Regions from separate parts of the Mus musculus genome. Here all the other regions are linked to region 2. A link is a loop called in an ENCODE intact Hi-C map of the cell type or tissue named here. Cell type or tissue: heart. All regions are shown on one strand.

Region 1 (4,000 bases), 100 kb after region 2:
CCCGGGTGTGGCCGTCTTTAGATGGTCCATCCTTTCGTCTCAGCTCCAAACTTTGTCTCTGTAACTCCTTCCATGGGTGTTTTGTTCCCGATTCTAAGAAGGGGCAAAATGTCCACACTTTTTTGGTCTTCATACTTCTTGAGTTTCATGTGTTTTGCAAATTGTATCTTGTATCTTGGGTGTTCTAAGTTTCTGGGCTAATATCCACGTATCAGTGAGTACATATCATGTGAGTTCTTTTGTGATTGGGTTACCTCACTCAGGATGATACCCTCCAGGTCCATCCATTTGCATGTATGGGTTTCTAAAAGTCAATTATTTTTATTTTATGTGTAAGATTGTTTTGCTCGCATGTATGTATGTGTACTGCCTGTGTTCCTGGTGCCAGAAATTGTCACTGGGTCCACTGGAACTGGCAATGTCGATCATTGTGAGCTTCCAATGTGGTTGCTTAGAACAGAGCTCAGTCCTTTGTCAGAGCAGCAAGTGCTCTTATCCACTGAGTCATTTCTCCAGTCCCAGTGTGGTTTTTGTTTTTTGAGACAGGGTCTTGCTCTGTAGCCCACTGATAGACTGATGAGAAACTATAGCTGAAGTGAACCCTTTCCTCCCCCAGTTGCTTTGATCATGGTGTTTTATCAAAGCAATAAAAAACCCTAAGACAATAGTTAACACCTTTTATACCAGTAATTTGGAGGCAAAGGCTTGGGGAAATTCTATGAGGCCAGCATAGTTTACATATCATGTTCCAGGCCAGCTAGGTATACACATTGGGACCCTTCCTCAAAACAACAAAACAAAGCAAAAATCAAGTCTGAATATGACATTTAGAGTCTGGCCTGAGTCCAATATTTCTATAGTCAAGTATTTTAGAATTTCACTTTCCTCATTTATGAAATTGAGATGAAGATTAGTTTAGATACACTTTGTCTTTGGCAAGGGTTAGTTAAGATAAAAATGGTTTATAGCAGAAACACTAGGTATTTTTTTGTTTTGAGACTAAATGTAGCCCTGGCTGCTCTGGAACTAAGTAGACAAAACTGGGGCTGGCGAAATGGCTCAGTGGGTAAGAGTACTGGCTGCTCTTTCGAAGGTCCTGAGCTCACACCCACCCATAATGAGATCTGATGCCCTCTTTTGGTGTGTCTGTAGACAGCTACAGTGCACTTATTTATAATAATAAATCTTTGGGCCAGAGCAAGCAGGGACTGAGCAAGTGGAGTTGACCGGAGCAGGGCCGACCAGAGTGAGTGCTATGAGAGAGCAGAAGTTCTAAAATTCAATTCCCAACAACCACGTGAAGGCTCATAACCATCTATCTGTACAGCTAGAGTGTACTCATATACAATAAATAAGTAAATAAGTAAGTAAGTAAATAAATAAATAATCTTTATACCAAACTGGCCTGGAACCTGTGGTGATTCCTTGATTCTGCCTCCTGCTGACAGGAGTAGAGTTTAAGGGACAGATTGCTGATATTCAGAGAGCTGTAGGAGTTTCAAGAAGAATCTGTTGTGACGACCTAGTATGTGCTGTAGAGGGGAAGATACATTCTCATCTGGCACTCAAGCAAGGGTCCCAGTTGGCAGACACATGGAGCTACACATTTCAGAGAGTAGGCGGACTCTGCAATCTGTCTCAGTGACTTGCCAGATACAGGCTGAGGCAGCAGCTCCCCCAGATGGCCTCCGTCATGCTTCCAGGAAGACCAGAAGGTGGCTTGCTTTGACAGACAGGGAAATTCTTTCTCACTAAGCAGGCTGTTGTTTTCCCTCCTCCTTTCTTTGTTGTGGCGCTTGCTTTGTCTCTCCTTGATGACAGTCCTGCTGCTGACTATGTGTATTAGCACCCTCATGTTTTTATCTGTATGTGTATCATTTTGTGCTTGTAGGGTATATGTCTTTCTGCATTTAGATACATCAGTGTCTGTAACAAAAAGAAGAACAAATTCTGAGTTAAGGAAACTGAGTCAGAATAAAAAAGGTTAGGGGCAAAGGGTTAGGCCTACAGTATGTGCAGCCTGGAGGTAAAATGGAAGCCTCAAAGTTGCTGATAATGTAAGCAACACGTATATTTACCCACATGTCTCTGTCTACGTGTATGCCATGTCCAGTATATTTACCCACATGTCTCTGTCTACGTGTATGCCATGTCCAGTGTGAATCAAAAAGCTTAGGAAATATTGACTTCCATCTTCTGCTTCAACTGAGGATTAATGACCCCGTGTTTGTTTTTGTTTGGTTTTCTCTTTCCCTCCTCAATCTCTTCTTTTCCTTCTCCAAATATTTAGTTTTTGCTCCAGTATTTAGTGCTGACTACTGGGTCTGTGAAAGCCAGTACAGCAGACATGTCTTCTTCCTATGACGATTTCATGTTATTGGTGGGCATGGTGGCACAGTCTCGTGATTCATCATTCCGAAGGTTGACTGCAGTATCAGCAGTTCAAGGCTACTTTCAGCTACATAGTGAGCTCCAGGCCAGGTTTTGTGATGAGACATAGAGGCCAGTGAGATGGATCAGATGTAAAGGCATTTTGCCAAGCCTGATGACCTGAGTTTGGTCCCTGGCACCCACGTGGTAGAGAGAACAAACTTCCACAAGTTATTTGTTCGACCTCCACAAGCATGTTGTGGTACACACTGTGTAAATAAATGTAATAAAATTTTATTTATACCAGCAAGTGAATGCAACATGTTTTGGGAATAGAGAAGGAAATTAACCATCTGAGAATGACAAAGGAAGACCACTAAAAAGAGATGGTGCTTCAGATAAACCTGGAAGGAGGAGGAGCAGTTATCCTGGGGAGATGGCTGAGAAGTATATATACCAGGTAGAGAACCAAGTGTGATGTCATTGACAACTAGTGAGTCAGTAGTCTCCTAATTTGAACGTTGAATAGGACAGGTAGATAAAGTGGGAGATGAGGTCAGAAAGGCAGGCCTTAGGCAGACCACACAATACTGAAGAACTTAGAATTTTGTCCTTAAAATGCTGAACACTCAATAGAGCTAGCTCTACTTTGACTGAGGTATGTTAGGAGCAGGCTCTGGAGAGGAGATAAAACTGGAACTTAATTTTTAAAGATGAGCTGGAGCTTACCAGGTAAAAGAAGAGCATTTGAGAAAAGGGAAATTTGATGAGTCTTGAAGGTAGGAAGCCAAAAACATAGCCCATTTGGGAGACATGAGTAGGGAGGTGTCTACAGAAGCTCCTTCACCACTCAGGGACATCAGTAGTAGATTTCCTCAATGAGTGGTAGGAGGCTCAAAAAACCAAAAACCAAACCAAAAAAACAAACCAAAACCACATGGATATAAAGGATCCTTTGTAAATAAGAGTCATGCACACAGTGCAGTGCAACACTAGTGTGTTGCCTAGTTTCTGTTCATTTCCTTTCAGTGCTCAATAGCCATAGGCCTTCTATATGTAGGTCCACATAGACATACACCTCAGATTTGCTATGTGAACAACGACAACTTCTGATTCTACCACTTCTACCTCCCAAGGAGTGGGGTTATAGGTATATGCCTTTACTTGATACAACATTGTCTCATGTGTTCCTGTACTTGAACCATGGTATTATGATTTGCATATAAAGTATTATTCCAAAAGGCTCGTGTATAGAAGGCTTAATTTTTAGTTAGTGGTACTACTGAGAAGGAGTTAGATCATAAGGGGAGCTTACTTCATCAGTAGGCTTAACTTCAATTATTTGCTAAATGGAAAAGAGAGGTTCAGTTAGAGGAAGGCAGTCACTAAAGGCTTGCCTTTGTAGGTTATTAGGAACCTTATTCCTAAGACCTGCCTTCTCTTGCTCTATTTCCTGACCACCCCGTGGAGAGTAGCTTTCCTTCTTCATGCCCTTCTGCCACGCTGTTTCTACCTTACCCAAGGCATAAAAGCAATGGATCCAAACCATTGACCATAGATCAAAACCTCTGAAACCAGGAGCCAAAATAAATATTTCCCCTTAGGTTTTCTCAAGAAATTGTCATCGTAA
Region 2 (4,000 bases):
CTATCCTTTTTTGGCCACAATCTGTTGATGCTGTGTCCACCTTTCTGCCCGATTGATTTCCAGTCTGTAGTCCCCACCCCTATCACTCCTACCTAAGACTTAGTCACATCATTGCCTACTTGTTCATTTTGTGACTTGAGTTTGAGAGCTGGCTCAGAACATAGGTCTGATAGAATCTAGGTCAGGGGTTCGCCTTTTGTTTTGGCCAATTTTCCAGCATATGGCTGTCATTCAATAGATATTTGTGTGATCAAATGAACTAACATTTACCAGTAAGCTTTTCACTAAGTATTTATGATGTGCAGGTGTACATCTCAGAGACCTCTGAAAACTCACAACCACACGATAGTGGGAGGAGTGGCTATATTTAGGGCCTAACTCTGTAGACTGGCTTTGAAGGTGATACAGATAGTAGCTTCCTTCCCTCCCTCCCTCCTTCCTTCTTTCCTTGCTCCCTCCCTCCTTCCTTCTTTCCTTGCTCCCTCCCTCCTTCCTTCTTTCCTTGCTCCCTCCCTCCCTCCTTCCTGTCTTTCTGTCTGCCTTTCTTTGAGACAGGGTTTCTCTGTGTAGCCCTGGCTGTCCTGGAACTCACTCTGTAGACCAGGCTGGCCTCGAACTCAGAAATCTGCCTGCCTCTGCCTCCCGAGTGCTGGGATCAAAGGCATGCGCCACCGCGCCCGGCTTGTGGTGAGCTTCTTTACCCACTAAACCATATTGTCAGCCTTAGGTTGAACCTTCTAAGGAGTTATTCAACAATATCTAGAATAACAAGAGGTTAAGTTTATTGGTGGGGAGCGGGTGGGGAAGTAGGGTGAGGAAGGTTTTCGGTAGAAGAAACAACAGACACAAATGCTCTGAAGCCTGTTTGATGTGTTTGGGAACTTCCTGAAGGTCCATGTTTAGCGTGGCGAATAGAGTGCTTGTTTATCGTGTCTGAGGTTCTGGGTTTGATATTGTAAAAGTGTACACACACACACCACAAGAAAAAAAAAAAAGGCCAGTGTGATGGGAGATTAACAGAGTGGAGAGAGTGATAGTAGATGACGTCTGACATGTATTTTTATATCAACAGCCTAACCCTTAAGCCAGGCAGCTGTTGGGCAAATCCGTGTTCTGGTCTTCAAAGGGCTCACTCATAACAGGAGCTGGTTTATCACTGTCAGAAGAGGGACTGGGCCTAATCCAGTCTCCTGCCTCCGGTGCCAAGGACAGGGGTAGGGCACGGAGGTTTCGGTAAAGATCTGCTGACAGTACGCTTGAGAAGAGAACAGGAAGTATAGGCTTTGCTAAAGGAAGCCTGGGCGGGGTTCTCTGTTTTTGGGGCACTTATTCTCAAGTCGCTACCATCTCCTCTAACGGAATCAGAGAGATAGGAGAATGAGATGGGAGGAACCATCACGGGCTTTACCCCACAAACCTCAAGAGGGTGGGGCCTGAGAGGTGGGTTGCAAGAGCTACACAAGGGCATAGGATGTAGATCAGGGACGGGCAGGGTGTTAGGAAAGCAGATAGACCTGTTAGGCTACGTACAGGTGACGTTTTACCTACAGTGGGATGGGCATTTCATTCTGCTTTTTGGAACAATTTCTTCTTTAAACACTTGTAGCCTCTAAAGGGCTTGACTAGGGGCTTCCCTTCCCTTCAGTAACCCTCTAGAAAGGGTCAGGGCCACCTAGGAACTAGTCCTTTTGCAGTACTTAGATGTGGCCACCAGGGACCGCTGCGTACGGGAGACCGGAGGCGCGGGTTATTGAGAGGCGGAAGCCGATTGGCTGCGAGGCGCGTCGAAAGGGCGGAGCCTGGGAGTCGGGAGTTGGGGGCTGGGAGCGCGCCCCTTGGCCAAACCTAGCAGGACCATAGTCACCCCAGGCGGCTCCAGGTTTGTCATCCTAGTGCGGAGTTTCTGTCCAACCTGACTTTACAGTGGAGTCCGGAGAGCAGCGCTGCGGCCCGGAGATCCGGACAGGGCAGTAGCTGTCACCGCCGCCGCAGGCCTGAGTTACCTGAGCAACTGCGTGTCAGGGGCCCGCCTGCGGGCGGGCGTTAGAGCTGGAGGCTGGGGTGCGCACGGCAGAGGCCGAGGCCCCATCCTTGTCGCGGGGCCGCGGTCCTGACGACCACCAGCGCAGGCAGGGTCCCCAAGAGACCCCGCCAGTTGCGGGGGGCTCTGGCGGGCGCTCTCCAACAGGTTATTCCGGGATAAGCCGGCTCTGGGGCGGGCCCGGGCTTCGCTGGGGGCCGGGCGGCGCGGGGCGGGCCGGCGGTAGAGCACGCCCCCGCCCACTTCGGGCCCGCCCCGTGCCGCCCTCCCGCCCTCCCGCCCTCCCGGGAGCCGCTGTCCCGGGCCTGGCCCGTGCGCGTCCGCCTGCTGCACCGGGGCACCAGGAGCCGCAGAGGTACCGGACCCGGCGGGGGCGCTGACCTCGGCCTAGGAGTCTTAGGATCCCGGAGACATCCGTGTCTGCTGGGGCCTGTAGGTCGCACGCCGAAGCCCTAGCTGCTGAGGCTCACCGCTGTTTCTCGGGGCGAGGTCAGGTGCCCCCCTTCTCTCCTCTCTTCTCTCCCTCCCCCACCTCAGTGCGGGCGGGAGATTCTGCCCGCCTCCTCCCGCAGGGGTGCAGCAGGCTGCGGAGCTGACAGCGGCCCCGCAGCCACCCTGCTCAAACTCTCCGGAAGCAGATAGAGCTCAGGCCGCCGCCGCAGCCCCGGCGGACCTACAGTTGGACCGGAGACTCCGATCCTTCTGCGTCCAAACTTGGGGCACTTGACCTTCGCTTATCGGAGGAGGTAAGCCCGCAGGTGGCTGGACAGCTGCGGCGCCGCGAGGGCATCTTGCTTTGGAACCGTCGGCTGCACTCCCTGACTCTGGGATTTGCTTCTGGGATCCAAAGGTGTCTACAGCAGGCGCATGTTGACTGAGACCTACCGTCATGGATGTGTGCGCCCGTCTTGCCCTGTGGCTTCTTTGGGGGCTCCTTCTGCATCAGGGCCAGAGTCTCAGCCATAGTCACAGTGAAAAGAATACAGGAGCTAGCTCCGGGGCGACTTCTGAAGAGTCTACCGAAGCAGGTAAAGAAGGCCTTGCGGCGGGCTGGACTGGGCTGGGGGCTTGATTGACTCAAGACTGAGTGGCCCGAAGTGGGCACGTTGGAATCTCCGCACATGTGAGATACACCATAACACTGTGTAGTCTCAGTAGTCCAAGAAGTTCTTTCGTGTAGTAGTCATGCCTAATGTTAGTATTTCCCCAGAGCAACTTTCCTTATCCCTCCTCCGGAAGGTAGTGAGAAGCCTCATGGGGACACCTTGACTTTTTAGATCAGTAAGGTTGAGGCCCCATTCAGGACTTCTTGTCTGGAAGAGTAGCCTTCTCAGATGTTAAAATTCCTTTTAGCCAGTTTTATCACTTGAGGTATAAGGGGGTGTGTGGCAATGGTGGGTTGAGGCCACTCGGGATGGGCAGGGAAGATCAGGGCAGGGCTGGGTCTGTTTTTCTACAGCTTGGTGTTCAGGTGTGCCTTTCTGTTCTAACCACCGTGAGAACCACCGTAGTCCCTCCTTTCCCTTAGGAAATCTGTCTTTTGCTTGTGCCCATGTGAAATATCAAAGCAAGTCCTTAGATGGAATCCTGTTTACCACTAGGGACTTAAATGGCCCTTTCTTGACTTCTCGGTAATAAAAAATCCTGGGACCACTTGTTGACTTAATCCGTTTCTTCTGACTGATGAGAGTAAGGATTCCATGTTATTATTTTTAATCTGTCCTTATTTTCCCTGTATACTTACAGAGCTTTGTTTAGCAGTAGTAGCTCTGGCCAATACTTTTGCAGTAGAAAGGAACCTTTAAAAAAAATACAATTAATTTACACAAAGTTTAGAAGCTCACCAGTTCTCTTTTTCTGTTTTTCACACCCTGTCACTACAATCTGCCCCAGACTGTAGCCTGAAGGGTTGGGGACAGAAGACTAGTTAGGGTGTTTGAGGATAGGCAAGTTCAGAGA
Region 3 (4,000 bases), 150 kb after region 2:
CAATTCAGTTGCCCTGGGTAGATACTCCTCTTGAGAGGAACTTTTATTCTATTTTATTTAAAACCAACCAAAACAACCCCCCACCTTTTTCTCTCTAAGCCTGAAAGGGAGAAATGCATAGCTGCCAGAGGTGTAGAGCCTCCCTGGCAGGGGGCTCGTTAAGATCATTCTGCTTGGTCTCCTACATCTTGATCGCTTCCTTTCTCATGTAAACGGATACAGCTAACTGTTTCCCATGGCTCCCAAAGAAACCTAACAAACCTAGCTAGCCGTCATGGTGCCACATGTCTGTAATCCTAGCATTTTGGAGATGGAGGCAGAAGAATCAAGAGCACAAGGTTATTCTAGACTACTAACGTGTTTGAGACTGGGCTACATAAGACTGTTTCAAAAAGAAAACGAAAAGGGCTGAGAATATTGTTGATATTAGTTGACAGAGTACATGCCTAACATATGCCAAACTCCACTTAAAACTGGACTTAGAGGTCTGCCTGGAAGGTACTTTAGCCAGTAAAGGTGCAGCCAAACTGATAGGCTAAGTTTAGTTCCAGAACCCACATGTTGGAAGAAGAGGGCTGCTGAGCCATTTCTCCAACCCTGAGCTCTGAGTTTTGACACTCTCCAGCAGCAGCAGCAGCAGCTTCAACAGATTCATTTCTATGAGCTTTTAGAGAGCAAGAGCAGTTTGATTTCTAAGCTGATTCATGGTTACTTTGCTTTTGTGCCCTTTGCCAACTAGGGGCTAACTGCTGCTGTCTAAACAATTCCCATACTTCATTTATCTGAAAAACATGCACTGTTTTCATTCCAAAGACAAAAGAATCTAAGCAAGAGGCATTCCAAGTTTGGGGATAAAACTTAAGCTTCCAGCCCTCCCTGCTCTCCTAATCCTCCTGAGCTTAATGACCCCTGTAGCACCAAGCAACAGACAGACCCCCCACCCCCCAGGACTTGTGCATACACACACAAGCCCTTCTCTGACAGAGTACAGAGGCCACATGCCACTTTGTCCCTCATATCTCTAGAAATGCACAGCAAGATACTGTTATCATGAAGTTTTGGTGTGAGTTAATGTAACAGTGCATATACATTACAACTAGGATTTCACTGGTTTCAAAATAATTCTTTGAGTCAAGCAAGATTTGTTTCCGGGCTGGTGAGATGGCTCAGTGGGTAAGAGCACCCGACTGCTCTTCCAAAGGTCCAGAGTTCAAATCCCAGCAACCACATGGTGGCTCACAACCATCTGTAACAAGATCTGATGTCCTCTTCTGGAGTGTCTGAAGACAGCTGCAGTGTACTTACATATAATAAATAAATAAATCTTTAAAAAAAAAAAAAAAAAAAGAAATGACTCTTAAAAAAAAAAAAAAAAAAAAAAGAATTTTGTTTCCTTCTTGCTATGAAGAAGCAGGTGAAATGTCCCTAGTCACACAAGTGTTGGAGCCACAGTCATGAGATTTCAGTCGGGCTGCTTAATTTTCTTCCTTATTGATTGGTTGCTTTGAGCAGGACAGTGCTTAATTGTACATTTATTTACTCATTTCTCCACATAATATTATATATTGATCTCTGTCTTTACTACATAGTAGGTCCACTTTTCTGTAATAGAAGGGTGTGGTAATACTGGCTTTTTCAGGAGAGACTGTATTGAAAGCAACAGCATTTCAGTGAAGAATTGACTCTCTGGTGGTACAGCTTCTTGCAGTTGGGTCATGGGACAGTAGACATCAGCAAGACTGGAGATGGGGGAAATGGCACCTCTGATGTTTTTGTTAGCTGTGCATGTATCGCCATCTGGCGTCCATTCTAAGGAAAAGCAACTCCTTCTCCAAGGGCACAGTAGGTAGAAAATTGTTTGTGTTGCAGCACTGCTGGTAGCCCACTGTTTATTCTTACCAGCGCCGTGGCCACAGACAAGTCTGATGTGCCTTTTAGTCATCCATTTTCTCTGTTGATTTTTAGCCAAGGGTGACTGAATTCATCTTCCTGCCTCTACCTTCTGAGTGTTGGGTTTATTCATCACCAGATATTCATCGCCTGATATTTTCTTTTTAACTAAATAGACAGTATCCCCAAGGGGGCTTTTAATTCTATTGTCTATATTTTCTCTTTCTTTTTACTACTTTTGGTGATGATAGTGATGTCTCACTGGCTAGCCTGGATCTTGGATATAGACCAGGTTCGTCTTGAACTTCATTGATCTTCATGTCTCTACCTCTTAAGTGACTACAAGCACATGCCACCACATCTGGCCTTTCTCTACCTCAATTCTAAACACTATCTCTCTTTTCTTTTCCTTTCTTTCTTTCTTTTAAATGGTGTTTCATTGTATAGCCCTAGCTGGTCTGGAACTCACAGAGATTTACCTACCTCTACTCCAGAATGCTGGAATTAAAGGTGTACGCCACCATGCCCAGCTTTTTTCTTTTAAAAATATTTTATTACATACATTTATCTCTCTCTCTCTCTGTGTGTGCACGTGCTGGAGGAAGTGAATATAAACCATGGTGTGGGTATACAGGTCAGAAGATAACATACCAGAGTCTGTTCTCTCATTCTACCATATGCGGCCTTGATATCATTCAGTTATGCTTGGTAGCAAATACCTTTACCACTGAGCTACCTTACTGGCCTCTTCCTTCCTTCTTCCTTTTCTTTTTCCTTTCACATCCCCCTTCCATCCTCGTCTCTGACTTTCCACCCTCTCCTTTCTCACCTTCCCCTCATTTGGACCAAACCCAGTACCTCACTCAGGCTAATCCAGCATTCTAAATCTCTTCTCCTTTCCATTATCCCCATGTCCTAGTTCCTGATAACTTGATGGTTCCTATTAACTTAAGAAGACCAGGCAAGGGCTGGTGAGATGACTCAGGGGTTAAGAGCACTGACTGCTCTTCCAAAGGTCCTGAGTTCAAATCCCAGCAACCACATGGTGGCTCACAAACATCTGTAACAAAAATCTGATGCCCTCTTCTGGTGTGTCTGAAGACAGCTACAGTGTACACACATATGATTAAAAAAAAATCTTAAAAAAAAAAAAAAAGACCAGGCAACAGCTTAGTTCTTTCCCATCTCAGGGCAATTAGTAAACTCTTTCCCTTGGGTCTTGTCTTAGATAGCATTACTATTGCTGTGATAAAACACTGTGGCTAACTGAAACTTGGGAGGAAAGGGTCTATTTGGCTTACACTTCCACTCACTGTTCATCATCAAAAGCAGTGACAGCGGGAGCTGATGCAGAGGCCATGAACAGGTACTGCTTACTGCTTGCTCTGCATGGCTTGCTCAGCCTGCTCTCTTTCCTCTTCTCTTCTCTTCTCTTCTCTTCTCTTCTCTTCTCTTCTCTTCTCTTCTCTTCTCTTCTCTTCTCTTCCTTTCCTTTTCTTAAAACATGTTTATTCATTTATTTATTTATTATATGTAAGTACACTAGAGCTGTCTTCAGACACTCCAGAAGAGGGCATCAGATTTCGTTACGGATGGTTGTGAGCCACCATGTGGTTTCCGGGATTTGAACTCAGGACCTTTGGAAGAGCAGTCAGTGCTCTTAACTGCTGAGCCATCTCACCAGCCCTTCTTTTCTTTTCTATTCTTTTCTTTTCTTTTCTTTTCTTTTCTTTCCTTTTCTCTTCTCTTCTTTCCTTTCCTTTTCTCTTCTTTCCTTTCCTTTTCTTTTCTTTTCTTTTTCCTTTCCTTTCCTTTTCTCTTCTTTCCTTTCCTTTTCTTTTCTTTTCTTTTTCCTTTCCTTTCCTTTTCTCTTCTTTCCTTTCCTTTTCTTTATTTCCTTCCTTTTTTCTTTTTCTCTTTCTTCTTTTCTTTTCTTTTCTTTTCTTTTCTTTTCTTTCCTTTTCTTTTCTTTCTTTCTTCTCTCTCTCTCTCTCTCTTTTTTTTTTGAGATAAGGTTCCTCCAGGTAGCCCTGTTTGTCCTGTACTCACTTGCAGACCAGGCTGGCCTAAAAATCATAGAGATCCGCCTGCCTCTGCCTCCCGAGTGCTG

Evidence for each region. Peaks named below come from ENCODE experiments on the same cell type or tissue, not always from the same donor. Only the 100,000 strongest peaks of a DNase experiment are listed, where the experiment ranks them.
Region 1: a loop joins it to region 2, with 4 times the contacts of the local background. A loop is called at or near these places in 5 of 42 quality-filtered maps.
Region 3: a loop joins it to region 2, with 5 times the contacts of the local background. A loop is called at or near these places in 38 of 42 quality-filtered maps.

Annotation. Positions count from the first base shown.
Region 1 is chr7:102,368,219-102,372,218 of GRCm38, forward strand. The region is part of intron 2 of Stim1 (stromal interaction molecule 1); the gene reads left to right. Among named protein-coding and RNA genes, the nearest start is that of Rrm1, 71 kb to the right of the region's middle. In heart, a CTCF peak has its summit at 1,688; no DNase peak of the experiment used is centred here.
Region 2 is chr7:102,265,485-102,269,484 of GRCm38, forward strand. It overlaps Stim1 (stromal interaction molecule 1), which reads left to right and starts at 2,335. Exons shown (of 12, transcript NM_009287.5): 1 at 2,335-3,069. The coding sequence starts at 2,931. In heart, a CTCF peak has its summit at 1,711; DNase peaks (open chromatin) are centred at 1,317, 1,777 and 2,427; H3K4me3 peaks cover 2,439 bases; H3K27ac peaks cover 1,421 bases; H3K27me3 peaks cover 631 bases.
Region 3 is chr7:102,415,840-102,419,839 of GRCm38, forward strand. The region is part of intron 6 of Stim1 (stromal interaction molecule 1); the gene reads left to right. Among named protein-coding and RNA genes, the nearest start is that of Rrm1, 24 kb to the right of the region's middle. In heart, a CTCF peak has its summit at 1,809 (motif pointing left); a DNase peak (open chromatin) is centred at 1,772.